Linked DNA regions of Mus musculus: region 2 is linked to region 1. A link is a contact called in ENCODE Hi-C or POLR2A ChIA-PET data. All regions are on one chromosome and are shown on one strand. The core of a region is the stretch at or near the end of the contact, and the rest is flanking DNA. Distances in the headings are between cores, read along the strand shown. Region 1 overlaps Sgms1 (sphingomyelin synthase 1). Region 2 overlaps Sgms1 (sphingomyelin synthase 1).

Region 1 (6,340 bases), core at 1,996-4,495:
ATCACAGAATAAAGAAGCATCAATAGTTGTCATTTGCAAGTGTAGACAAATAATTTTTCAACATTTTCTTTTTAATTTTAAATGAACGGTTGTTACTCGAAAGCAAGAACAATGACCTACTACTCTTAATTTTTAAGTGATGGTGATTGTCTACATGGGGGGGGGGGGGGGCAAGGGGAACGGCCTTTTTACTGTGGCAAAAAAGAATACCACGATTACAAAAAATTTTAGTAAAATGTTCCGAAGGAGAAAATATGCTTTATTTGAAGCTATACATAAAACTGTGCACATTTGTTGTAGAAACTGGACTCTGATCTAGAAATCTGAACTAGCAAAAGAACACGAATTCCAAAAGAGCAAAGCAACAGCAAACAGCACGACGAAGCACCCTTTCCAGTGTGGAGCAGGAAGTGAATTCACGGGAGCTTAAGGAACCCAATCTTTTCTATCAGGCAGGCTCTGAGGCTACCTTCCCTGAGGCTTGATCTTCTATCTCCAACTCCCAAAGCTACTCCAGGAGCATTGCTTCCCAAGCGTGGGGTCTTGACAAGAGGTCAGTAGAAATCGTTCAAAACAGAAAGAGAAGGGACATTTCTCTGGCCCTATGGTTCCATCAGCAACTGATATAAACAGCAAGCATCAGATGCAGTTTCAATCTCTATTTCTCACACAGTCACCCTAACAGGTACCCTGGACACTTCCTCTCACCTTAAAAGTGAAGGACCGAACAGAGACACAGAGAGGTTAAGCTATCACACAGCATCCCAGTGATGTAGCTCTAGGTCCCAGCTGGAAGCAAAACACTTTCCTGCCTCAATGCTTCAGGATGCTAGGATTTCAGAGTATGGCTGGCAATTAATTATGTATTAATATTCGGTTGACTCTCATTACTTGATTTTTTTTAAGCAGGTTTTGAATTTTAGGGATATTATACTTAGAGGCACCACATAAACATCCACCCCTATCTATGGTATCTGACTCCATCATGAAAGGTGATCAAGCTACCCCTGGCTGCTTAAAGTCATGCCTCCAATACCCCAGAGGTAAACAGCTTGGAATAAGTCACGCATTGATGCAGAATGACACCTGACATCTTTTCCTGGTTAAAGAGGAGCTGGGTTCTGTTTGGTGTCAGTGGTGTGGATTTCAAAGGCCTCAGACCTAACACTGCATCTCACTGGTCTGGAAGTCATTCAAGACTACCCCCCCAGAGATCCATTCTGACCACATCTGGAAGAAAGAGACCACAAAGCTAAGGAAAACATAAATATGCCTTAGGGTACCCACTCCACATCAAAGACCTGGTGCTAACACTGTTTAAGGGTTAGTCAAAGAAGACCCATAAAATGTGGTTTTACTAGGGATAATCCTTTAGTTCAACTTACTTGTTTTTATAAGCAGTGTTAGTACTCAAATCACCAACAATTAAACCACCAGCCCAGCTCCATCCAGGGAAGCTGCCTTCCCTATCCATCATCTTCCATGTGCTCCCAGAGATGGCTAAGGTAGTCCCAGGCAACAGACAGGACGCTTACGGGATAAGAAGGGAGTGGGCAGTATCAGCTTTAGCGATGTGAACCTAATCTTTGAACCAAGGAACCCACCAGAGATGTGCTAGAGTTAAACCATTTTTTTGTGGCAGAGAAATTGAGCTTTAAAAAGAAGTCAACACCTTCTTAAATGCTGCCCAGAGATCTTCATGCATCGCTAACCTATTCTCACTGCCTATCAACAGTCGAGTAGGGTTTCCCAGCAACAGTCACGTGAGGCAGTTCACCGAGCACAGGAAGTACTCCTACAGACAGAACTTAGGAGTCTGACACAGTGAGTTCCAGGCAAATGTCCACAGAGTGGACCTGGGTGTTTGCTGGGCATGTGGTGCGAAAAAATGCAAAATTAAAAAAAATACAATTTATGTCCTGTTATAAGTTTGAAAAGACAAAATCCACTCTCTCTTATATAAAATTATTAGGAACTTCAGTTCAATTATATAAACAGCAGGAAACATTTGACACCTTCTGCTCAAACACAGGAAAGGAAGTTTTATCAACATAGGAAAAAGGAAACAAGGCAGTTATAAACAACTCAACACGCCCGGGGTTCTCGGAGAAAATTTTCACTCCAAGCCATCAATCTGCTGCACACACATGCTCAGTCTCAAACATGCACACACGTGTACATAGGCATTAAACATGTACACATGTGCACATAGGCATTAAACATGCACACATATGTACATGGGCATTGTTGGGTTTTGTTTTTTTTTTTATTTTGGTTTTGTTTGTTTGTTTGTTTTGTTTTGTTTTGATAATTCTAACAAAACTGCCAAGTGTTAATGTCAGACATTAATGAAAGAATATTACCAGTGGCAAGTGCCCATCAAATTGATGCTGGTTAGCTGGAGCTAAGAAATTAGCACTGATTAAGAATAGACCAGCATCGTTGAGGTGACATCTTCTGGGAAGTGTTTTCTGAAAGCACAAAGAGGCTGTGTTCCAGAGATAGCCAAGGTTGTACTCCTGCTGCAGCGGGACTTGGTAATGTGTAAGGGTCACCCAGGTGGTACTGGTTTTGAAGGCATGAAGGGGTCACGCAGAGCAGCTGAGGCTCAGCACTGTAAGAGGCCATGGAAGGCCATTGGTGAAGGTGCAGCCGCAGTTGCAATTGATGGTTTCTTACCACTATGGCCCTCCTAGAATGCAAAAATCTTAGCTCCAAAGTCCATGACAGCTTTGATTGCTCATCCCTGGCACTGGCCTCATGCCTTGATAAGGTCAGAGCAGAAACTAAGAGGTACTCACCAGATGGTGGCTTTCTGTTCTACACTTGACATGTAGAACATGTACTAACAGCTGGTGAGATACTGCATGGTCAGTTCCTAGGCATCGTTGCATTCAGATCCATCATTCTCTGGCCAAATGCAAGTGTGAACCTGCACCCTGATGCCCACGGGAAAGGCATTCCCTGCATGCAGGGCAAGCAGTCTGAGCATACCATGCTAACAGGCCACTCACTGCTTCTACTGAAGACCATATTACACAGGGAGAAAGGAACCTCTCTAAAATCCTATGACATGAAAAACCACATTAAATCCTCTTACATAAGTGTTCTTCTTAAGGTCATTTCCTATGCAATCAGTCCCATAGTGACTGGGGTTTGAGTTACAGGAATCCACAGGCCCAGCGTTTCTGATTACACTTGTGTATGCTTTGAGTGAAGTCACTGATACTCGATCTCAAATGCCACAAGTGGCCGGGACACCTGCTCCCAAGTGCTCCAGACCAGCTCTCCCCAGATCCTGCCAAAGAACAGCTCTCTGAGAGGCTGAAGAGACCTGGCCTAGGGGAATTAAAAAAAAAAAAAAAAAAAAAAAAGCACCACTCGAGCCTGGGAAACACCAGATATTGGGCCAAGCTCAAGAACCTCTCCTCCAACACAATGCTCTTGGGCCCAAACATGTGCCTGTTCCAGCAATAACAGCACAAACTTTAACTCCACTGTAACCAAACCCTGGAATTAGCAGGAAACTCTGGCTCTCCTGGATCCACCACACAGGACAGACACTCAAAGAGGTGGGAAGGATCTGTCACGTATGAAGCAGGGGGAAAAAAACGCTGCTTCAAGGAAGTGACAGATACAGTTGAACTGTGCACATCACAGGGCAGGAAAAGGGCCAAGATCAGGAAAAGTGAGAGTGGAGCTTCCAAATAAGCAAATCCTGCTGGAAGGGACTTGGGGCTAGGCAAGAAGCTGGGCCCTGGGAGATCCTTTGCATTAAATGCTTCTGATAAAAAACTGCAGCATGTCAAACTCCAGCTGGATGTAGTGACCTGAATTGAGTACACAAGTACTTTTTCTGTGTGCTACTCATTCCACAAAGCTTAACATGGGAAAGCCCACCTTTGGCCGGCTACCTCTGGGGGACAGTTAGGACTTACACGGTTTGGTCCCAGTTCAAGCACAACTGAAGTCAGCTGCCTTATGGAAGACCCATGGCTGTTGGGACTGGCCTGGAACTATTTGTTCTAAGAACACATTTGAAGGTAGAACAATTAAGGACCATGAAAGAATTAAGAGTCAAGAAGAACAATCTCTTGGCTTTACACTGAAGGTTGTGTCCCTGATGGCCACCAGATAGATCGCATTTAACATCAAAACCCAGAATGTTCTTACTGGTGCCCATACACCCAGTTTGTTTAGAGCCCACTCCAAATTCTGTAATTCAAATGTAGCACCAGCCATAGGCAATACATATATATATTGCCTACTGCAACAGAGGACAAGAGAGTAAGAAATATCCATTAGTACAGTATAAAGAAATTAAAAAAATAATAATAAAAAATTAACACCTTTTTACCCTGTTGTTGAAAAAGGGCAGAGTATTAGGGATCATCAGATTAGTAAAAGAAAACAAGAGTAGATCCGTGATGCCCTTGGCCCTTTCCTGACGCTTTCCCACCCTTGCTAGAAGCTGCGTGCCAGTTAGCATCAATGGGGTTTTCTTGAAGGATTTTTTTAGTTAAATCTCTGAAACTTTCCATTGATCTGTTTTTTTATCAGATAACTAAGCCATGTAGATACATACCCAGCCTCTGTCTCCCCTCCCCACCCCTCCCCTTCCTTCTCTTCCTCCTCCTCCTCTTCTCTAAAGCAAGTAGCAGAAACTAGATTGCTGTCAGACACATGCTGGGTGTTCAGAGGCTGTTCCCCGGGTGGGGAGGGTGTGGTCTTGTTTAGGAGCTATGCTCTAAGATGCTGCTTACAGGAAAACAAAGACAGGAGGGAAGTGGGAGGGAAGGAAGAAGGAACAACCACAGGATGGGGAACAAGGCCAGCCTGAACTAGTGAGATCAGACCTTGGGGTAAGGGCTATACCTCAAGCCAGTGTTTCTCACCCTTCCCAGTTGTGCAACCCTTTAATACAGTTCCTTATGCTGTGATGACCCCCAACCATAAAATTATTTTTGTTGCTACTTCATAACTGTAATTTTGCTACTGTTATGAATTGTAATGTAAATATCTGATATGCAAGATACCTGAAAAACACTTCTGTGAAAGGGCTCACGACCCACAGGTTGAAAACCACTGATCTAAGCCAACAGGACAGGTTGACTCATACTTATCCCAGCTGTTCAGGATGTAGGAGGCTTATAGGTTCAAGACCAGTCAAGGCTACAAAGTGAGTTCAAGGCCAGCCAGAGCAACTTAATGAGACTCTGTCTCTAATGAAAACAAACATGGGATTCTAGCTCAGTGGTTCTGCATGTGTCTAGCATGGTCAGGCCCAAGGTCCAATCCCCAGGACAGCACACAGACAACAAAAGTGCCCATTCTGCTACAAGGCCTCTTGTGCTGCCTCTAAGCAGATGACAGTAACAAGCATGTAGGCAGCACTAAATCCTCCTACAGCTGCATGTTCAGAGCAGACACTGGGCAAGGACTGGGGAAGCTACCTTTATGTTGTTTACACCATCTGCATAAGTGGTCAAGGGGCACAGACTTGTGAGCCAACCCACAGATGAATCAGAATTCCAGTTCCACCACTGGGAGAATAGAATAACGCACCTCTCATTCCTTCCTTTCTGCCATGAGCTACTGAGTCCTGGGAATGACACGGGCTCTATGCCTTCACCTCTGTTTGGCCCAGAAACCTTCACCCTCTTCCTTGGGGAGCAATTTTAGAAGCTGATGTGATGACGTTCCATGTCTGAGCTGTTTGGGCTGGGGATTAATACTAGCGTGAGGAGGCTCACGATTTTCTCTGTATAGTCCTGGCTGTCCTGGAACTCACTCTGTAGACCAGGCTGGCCTCGAACTCAGAAATTCACCTGCCTCTGCCTCCCGAGTGCTGGGACTAAAGGCATGTGCCACTACACCCGGCTGACATAACACTTTCAAAGGTAAGAATGGAGAACATTCCAAATGATGACCCATGAACCTAAAGGAAACCAAACAACAAGGCAGGTTAGTTTGACCCATGTAGCAATGGTGTTAAGGTTTTTACTAAGTTACGTAGAAATCCAGATTTCCATGAAAACTGGAAAACTGGACAATCTGTCACAGGCACTTCCCCACCAGGGCTACTTCCTGGCAATGAGAAACAGGCTCTAAGTGGCATCTGCTCTAGTTAGAGGGGACATCAGGCTCCCTGGCATGTGACACATTCAGTCCCCGATGTTACCTGTCTTCTGACACTTGTCGCCAGCTTGTGTTGCCCTCCAGCCTGGAAGGATCCCAGTTTGGGATTCTTGTTTTCGACACATCAGAAAAGACAAAACATAAACACACAGGCACATGGACTTCAAATGATTTTCAAACATGCTTTTCCATGGAGGAGAAG
Region 2 (6,340 bases), core at 2,342-4,841, 39 kb after region 1:
GGCAGCTCCAGATACGAGTCCTTGCTTCCCTTCAGAAGGTCTTGAGTAAGCTCTGCTCATAAAACTCGTGGGTTTGTCAATCCCACGGCCACAATCCTCCAATTCCTTCTTCACCGATCCCAAAGACCTGACCACAAGATGCGGTTTGTCACAGCCATGGCGCCTTTGCGCTCACGCACTTCCATTAAGAGAAGCATCTGTTTCTTCTATGATGTCCTTTATGATAAACCAGCAAACCTAAGTGTTTCCCTGCGTTAATGTGCAAATGAGTGACACCTGAGAGGGGTCGGGGGGCTAGCAAGGCCTGGTGCAGAACTAGTCAGTTAGAAACACGGGCAAAGGAACCTGAAATGGGAGCCAGTCTTGTGGGGCTGAGTCCTTAAGCTATGGTAGCTGCAGCATCTTCGTAGCTGTGCAATGCTGGAGAACTGCCTGCCACGCATCTGCTGCCAGAAGACACACATGGAGTGGTATGGAAGAGAAAGTGTGTGTAGGTGAGGGGAAAGGGCCAGGTGGTGAGGGGCTTCATAAGGAAACTCTGTACCACCACCACCACCACCACCACCACCACCACCACCACCACCACCAAAAAACAAAAAAGTCTATTTACAAACTATCCGGATTAAAGTACAGATTTCTTCTTCCGGCTGTGTGACTTACTAGAAGCACGGGGTGAAGAGCTTCCAGGTGACTGAGCACAGCCTAGGGCAGTGGTTCTCAATCTGAGGAAAGTGAACCCTTTGGGTTTAAACAACCCTTTCCCAAGAGTTGCCTAAGAACACTCGAAAACACAGATGTTTGCACCACAATTCATAACAGCAGTAAAACTGCAGATATGAAGTAGCAATAAATTTTTTTTACAGTTGGGGGAATCACCATAACGTGAAGAACCGCATTAAAGGGTGGAGGCGTTAGGAAGGCTGATAACCACTTGCCTGGGGGCTTGTGGAAGCTTCCATATATAGGCATGGCTGGTTAAAGCATTTGGCACTCTAGCTTTGGCCCCTCTGGGTTTGTTTGAATGTCCATTGGCTCAGCTGTTTGAACACCTGGTCCCCAGTTGGTGGCACTGTATGGGTAGGTTTAGGAGATGTGGCCTTGCTAGAGGAAGGATGTCACTAGTGTTATGCCCTGAGGTTTCAAAGACATGCACTACTCCTAGTTGATACTCTAATTCCCACCTGAGATTTAAGATGTGAGCCCTTAGCTGCTCCCAGCTGCCAGGCCTGCCTGCTGCCTGCCTCATTTCCCAGCCATGATGGCAATGAACTCTCATCTCTCTGGAATAGTAAGCTCTGAGAAACCCTTCCTTCTATACACTGCCTTGTGTGTGGTGTTTCATCACAACAGAAAAGTAAGACACCCTCTAGTTTTACTTTGCCTACTCTGGAAACCAGCTCGCATCCTCCATGACCTAGGAACCCCAGCCACCAGCCACTCCTCTCACTGCAGATTCTGTCTTTCGGGCAGCCACATGCTAGAAACTATGGAAAGAACCCACATACTTCTTATCATATCACAATATGACAGTCAGTCTCCTGAATATCAGTTTTCAGTTAATGTGTTAATTAGCCATTAGTTAGGACCTAGTGCTACCTGCCATGTGTAAGAACGGCCCAATACCTCTGTTCTCTGGCCAGTATCTTCTCTTGATCCTCCTCTGGGCAAACAGTGCAGGCAGCTCTCATCCACAAAGTTTTGATCTCTACAAATCCTCTTCCAACTGCTTAGCTTTGGATCAGCTGTCCTGTCTGCCCTGGAACCTGCCCCATCTCTTTTTCTCAAATCTCATCCCAATGGTGACTTCAGACAACCAGCCAGCCAGATATCCTATGTTTCTGCAGATACACAAAGAATGTTCTAGTTTCTATACAGTTCCTTTTTATTTCCTCCTCTTTCTCAAGGCAGGGCCTCGTGTAGCCCAGGCCAGCCTCAAACTCACTATGTATTGGGCATGACCTTGAATTCCCCATCTTCCTGTCTTCACATCCAGGTGCTGAATTACAAGGTGAGCCCCACAGCAGTCCGTAATAGCTACCTCTGATCTCACCTTTCCTATCTTGGATCATGGCACTGAAATGCATTCCTTGAGGGTAGTTCTTATTAGGGGTCATTAGTGTCACTGTTGGAACCTAGCATGTTGCTGTGCAACAGCTGTCTGAGTTGGGATTACATCTCAGGAAAGAAAGGAAAAGGCGGCAGAACTATAAACACTATAAAGAGTTTACTTCGAGCCTGACACTCACTGGGCACTGTCTTAAGTATTGAGCAGTGACCAGACAGCAAGTTCTCTGTTCTCAGTTACTTTTCTGTTGTTGTGATGAAACAACATGACAAGGGCAACTTATAAAAGAGTGTTTAATTGGACTCACGGTTCTAGAGCGTTTGAGTCCATGATGCGGAGCAATGGCATCATGGCTGGAATAGCTGAGAGGTCATTATCTCAAGCCTCAGGCTGAAGGAAGAGAGAGCTCACTGAAAATGGTGTGAGTCTTTTGAAATGTCAAAGCCCTCTCCCAGCGACACACCTCCTCCAACAAGGCTACACCTCCTAATCCTTCTAGAACTGTTCCACCACCAAGAACCAAATGTTCAAACACATGAGCCTATGGATGCAACTCTCACTCAAACCACTGCAGTCTCTCAGCTTATAACCTTGTAAAAATGAAAATATAATATTCTTGTGAAAATTATATACACACACAATAAATACTGTGTGTGTGTGTGTGTGTGTGTGTGTGTGTAAGTATGTAAAGTAAACACATCCAAATACTCATCGATAAAACTGGGTTCAGATGTTTGTTCAATGCACTTTAGGCCCTATTTTTCTCAACATCTAATATATTTTAAAGATGAAAAATAGTCTTTAGTGAGAAAAAATGAAATGTAAAGTGTCTGCTCTCTGGGGGGGGGGGGTCTTGCCAAGCTAACTCATTTCCAAGAATTCTGGATAGAGAAATCTTTACTGTAATCTACTTTTTAACATAATGCTTCACGCAGAAAAAGCAATCAGATGAGAGAGTTTGGGAGGGGTGTGTGGAAACGAACAGGTCCAGCCAACAGAATTCAACTGAATAACAAGAGGAGGTTCTCAAGGGCTGGGGAGATTGTTCAGGGGTTAGGATCGGGTGCTGTTCTTGCAAAGGACATGGTCGCATTTCCCTGCAACCATATCAAGCAGCTCACAGCTGCCTATCACTCTAGCCCGAGGGTATCAGTCACCTCTGGCCTCAAGTGCACCAGCCCTTACTTGTATACACACCAACACACACCTATGTATACATAAGTAAATATAAATGTTTTGTAAAAGACGAAGGTCATCTCAGTGGAGCTAAGCAGTCTCCATCTCTATCTCCACGTCCTCTTAAACAGTAATGGAAGGCAACAGAAGTGTGACGACATTCTCATGTACTTTTGCCTCAGGAGACCTCAAGGTGCACAGTGCCCTGGTCCTACAGACCAGATTCCGCAGTAAACCTGTAGGCCGGCATTAGCCCCTTCAAAGATGAGATTCCTGTTCAAGACCTCAAACCATTTGCTCATCGTCTGCAGACGTTGCTAAGCATCCACTGCTGGTGACTGACAGGGCTGGCATCCAATCCCATCTAAGTGCCAACACCTCGGTTTTGCTTTCTTTACACCCTAACACATCCCTCCCACTGTCTGACATTTCTCTCTCTTGGTTCTCATCCACTTCTGAGCTCTACAAATGACTGAACCTCATCAAGAAAGAAATCTCTAGCAGGGAGCTGTATAAATTGAAAAAAAAAAAAACCCAAGAAATTAGTCCTGAGATAAACAATGTAAAGGTTGGTACTTCCAAATGTTAACTCGGGGCAATAGAAACAAAACTGAGAGATGCTGAGGTTGCAGCGGCTAAGTGGTGGAAGGAAAGCCTGCCACACACAAAGTCCTGGGTTCGATTCCCAGAACCATGCACAAAGAAGGAAGGGACAGGGACGTTTAGAGGATAAAGAACTGAAGAAGCTAAAAGCACTGTAGTTGTCAAAGATGTCCTGGTTTCTGGATTTGCTTGGTTTTTCTCTTTAGCAGTACTAGAGATGGCACCCAGGGCCTAGCACATGCTGGACAAGGGCTCCAAAATTATTCTTCTTTTATTTTTAATTTGACACCCAAAACATTTGAAAGGACACTAATAGTATGATTAGCAACAAAATGTGAGAAAATTAAAAATAAGAGTTCTCTTTAATTTTGTCTGTTTCTGTGAACTGCATACAGTCTTACTGGGTAACCGGAACTGCATACAGTCTTACTGGGTAACCTCAAACTGGTCTGATCCTCCTGTCTCAGCCTCCCAACTTCTGGAATTCCAAGTGTGTACAGTCAGGTCCAGCTGAAGCGTGTTTGTTTTATTTTTGGCTCTCAAACTGGCAGTCCTGTGTTGGCTAGGCTCTACCACTGAATGATATGTTCCACCAAAAAAAAAAAAGAAAGGACCTCTCCAGTACTGTTTATTTTTCAACACTTGTTACTGTGAAAGTGTGCAAAAACTCTGTCTTCTATATGAAGACAAAGAAGCAAGACATGGGTGAGCATATTGAAATGTTATTATTTACCAATTTTTTTTTAAAAAAATTAGGACTAGCCTAAAGCTTGAAATATATGCTACTGTTTATCCCAGTCGGAGTTGCATTAACTATTCTGGAAGTAAAATATAGAACAAGAAAATGGTAAGAAATGGATTTAATGTTCACATCAACATTTCTGACCTGCAGAGTTTATTCCCGAAATAGAGGCTTTGGCACAAAACAAAAAGCTCCGTGCTCTTCTCATGTTTCCCTCCCACCGAGTCGTAAGCTTAACAGCTAAGCTGTCCTAGCTCTCTGTCCTGGGCAGTAAGGACATGTTTTACTCAAAACCACGTGATCAGGCCAGGGGGCCAGCCAACCTATACCGAGAGCCTCAGGACAGTCAGAAGCCCTGTCTCAAAAAGCAACATGGACTACTCTTAGGAAACGCTATCCAAGCTGTCTTCTGACTTCTACACGTGCACATGTGCATTCATACGCAAAACACATTACCAGAGCCCTCTCTTCACCAGTAAGGCCAATGGTTCACAACCTGTGAGTTTCTACCCCTTTTGGGGGATCAAATGACCTTTCTCAGGGGTTGCCTAAGGCCACCTGAAAACACAGATATTTACATTACGATTCATAAGAGAAACAAGGTTACAGTTTTGAAGTAGCAATTAAATTAATTTTATGGTTGGGGGTCACCACAACATGAGGAACTGGGTTTAAGGTGTGCAGCGTGCAGAAGGTGAGGAGCCCTGACTTAGCCTTTCATGCTCCTGAAACCCCCACCCACAAGAAAGGGAATGGGTATACTCACACGAGTGTGTATTTGCCAACATATGCACATCACACTACACTGCAGCCTGCAGCCTGCATATACCAGGGTTGAGGGCTGAACAGTAGGAAACAGTCAAGAGGTACAACGCAGACAGAAGCATCAGAAGTAGGGCCTAAAACAAGGGTTATAATAAAGAGGCGACCACAACCAGAAGTGCTGAGCCTCGTACCCGGAGGGGAGAAGGGGGCATGAGGATGATCAGGACCGTCAAGGAGGAAGAGGAAGAGGAAGAGCCACTCAGCATGGCAGAACCAGAAGTAGTGTCAAAGATGGGAGCACAGCACAGGAGCACGAGGCCCTGAATTCCATTCCCAGCACTAAAATTAATTAACTCTGATTAATTTTCAACTCATTAATTAGTTAGAGTCAATGAGGTGATTCAGGCGGTAAAGCACTTCACAGGTCTCGTGACCCAGGCTGGATCCCCAGAACCTACATGGTAGAAGCAAACCAATCCCGCACCCCCACACAAGCTATCCTAGGACCTCTACATGCATATGTGCCCACACAAAATAAATCCTGAAAACGAAACAAATATGCGCCCGCGCACACACACACACATCATACAGCATGAAAATAGACCTTTAATATAAAAACACTATCCACAATGCTATTAGTAAACAGTAGGGGCCCTGTAAACAGAAAAAAAATGGAGAAAATGTCGGCAGCATAAACACGTACACTTGACTGACTGACATATTTTTCATGATGACAGGTAGCCACATTTGATTATTATCAAGCCTATAACAGTACAAAGCAACCTCTACCACAACAATGTTCCATACCCAAATACCTCCAGGAGAAAACTGGTCTCCCAGGAGTGCAGACACACGTGTGAGCACAGGTAAGACCAACATTTCTGCTCTGAGGGAGCCCCCAACCCCAACCCTCAGGACACAGGAACTGAGGATCAGCCTGGGACAGGATCCTTCCAGTTTCCATCTGCACCAGGGAGTTGATCCTGTGC

The links. Hi-C counts contacts between places; a loop is a spot of excess contacts on that map. ChIA-PET counts read pairs that join two places held with the same protein, here RNA polymerase II (POLR2A).
Region 2: a loop to region 1 is called in a map of gastrocnemius, with 3 times the contacts of the local background. The contact joins two enhancer-like sites. A Hi-C loop is called at or near these places in 2 of 37 maps with a recorded cell type or tissue (gastrocnemius and heart). POLR2A ChIA-PET finds 5 or more read pairs at or near these places in 1 of 5 experiments (embryonic stem cell).

What each region holds. Positions count from the first base shown.
Region 1 is chr19:32,323,531-32,329,870 of GRCm38, forward strand. The region is part of intron 2 of Sgms1 (sphingomyelin synthase 1); the gene reads right to left. Among named protein-coding and RNA genes, the nearest start is that of Sgms1, 62 kb to the right of the region's middle. Within about 2 kb of position 3,246, at least 1 of the 3 ENCODE cell types and tissues checked has a DNase peak (open chromatin) inside an H3K27ac peak, as active enhancers do.
Region 2 is chr19:32,361,730-32,368,069 of GRCm38, forward strand. All of the region lies in intron 1 of Sgms1 (sphingomyelin synthase 1), which reads right to left. Among named protein-coding and RNA genes, the nearest start is that of Sgms1, 24 kb to the right of the region's middle. Within about 2 kb of position 3,592, at least 1 of the 3 ENCODE cell types and tissues checked has a DNase peak (open chromatin) inside an H3K27ac peak, as active enhancers do.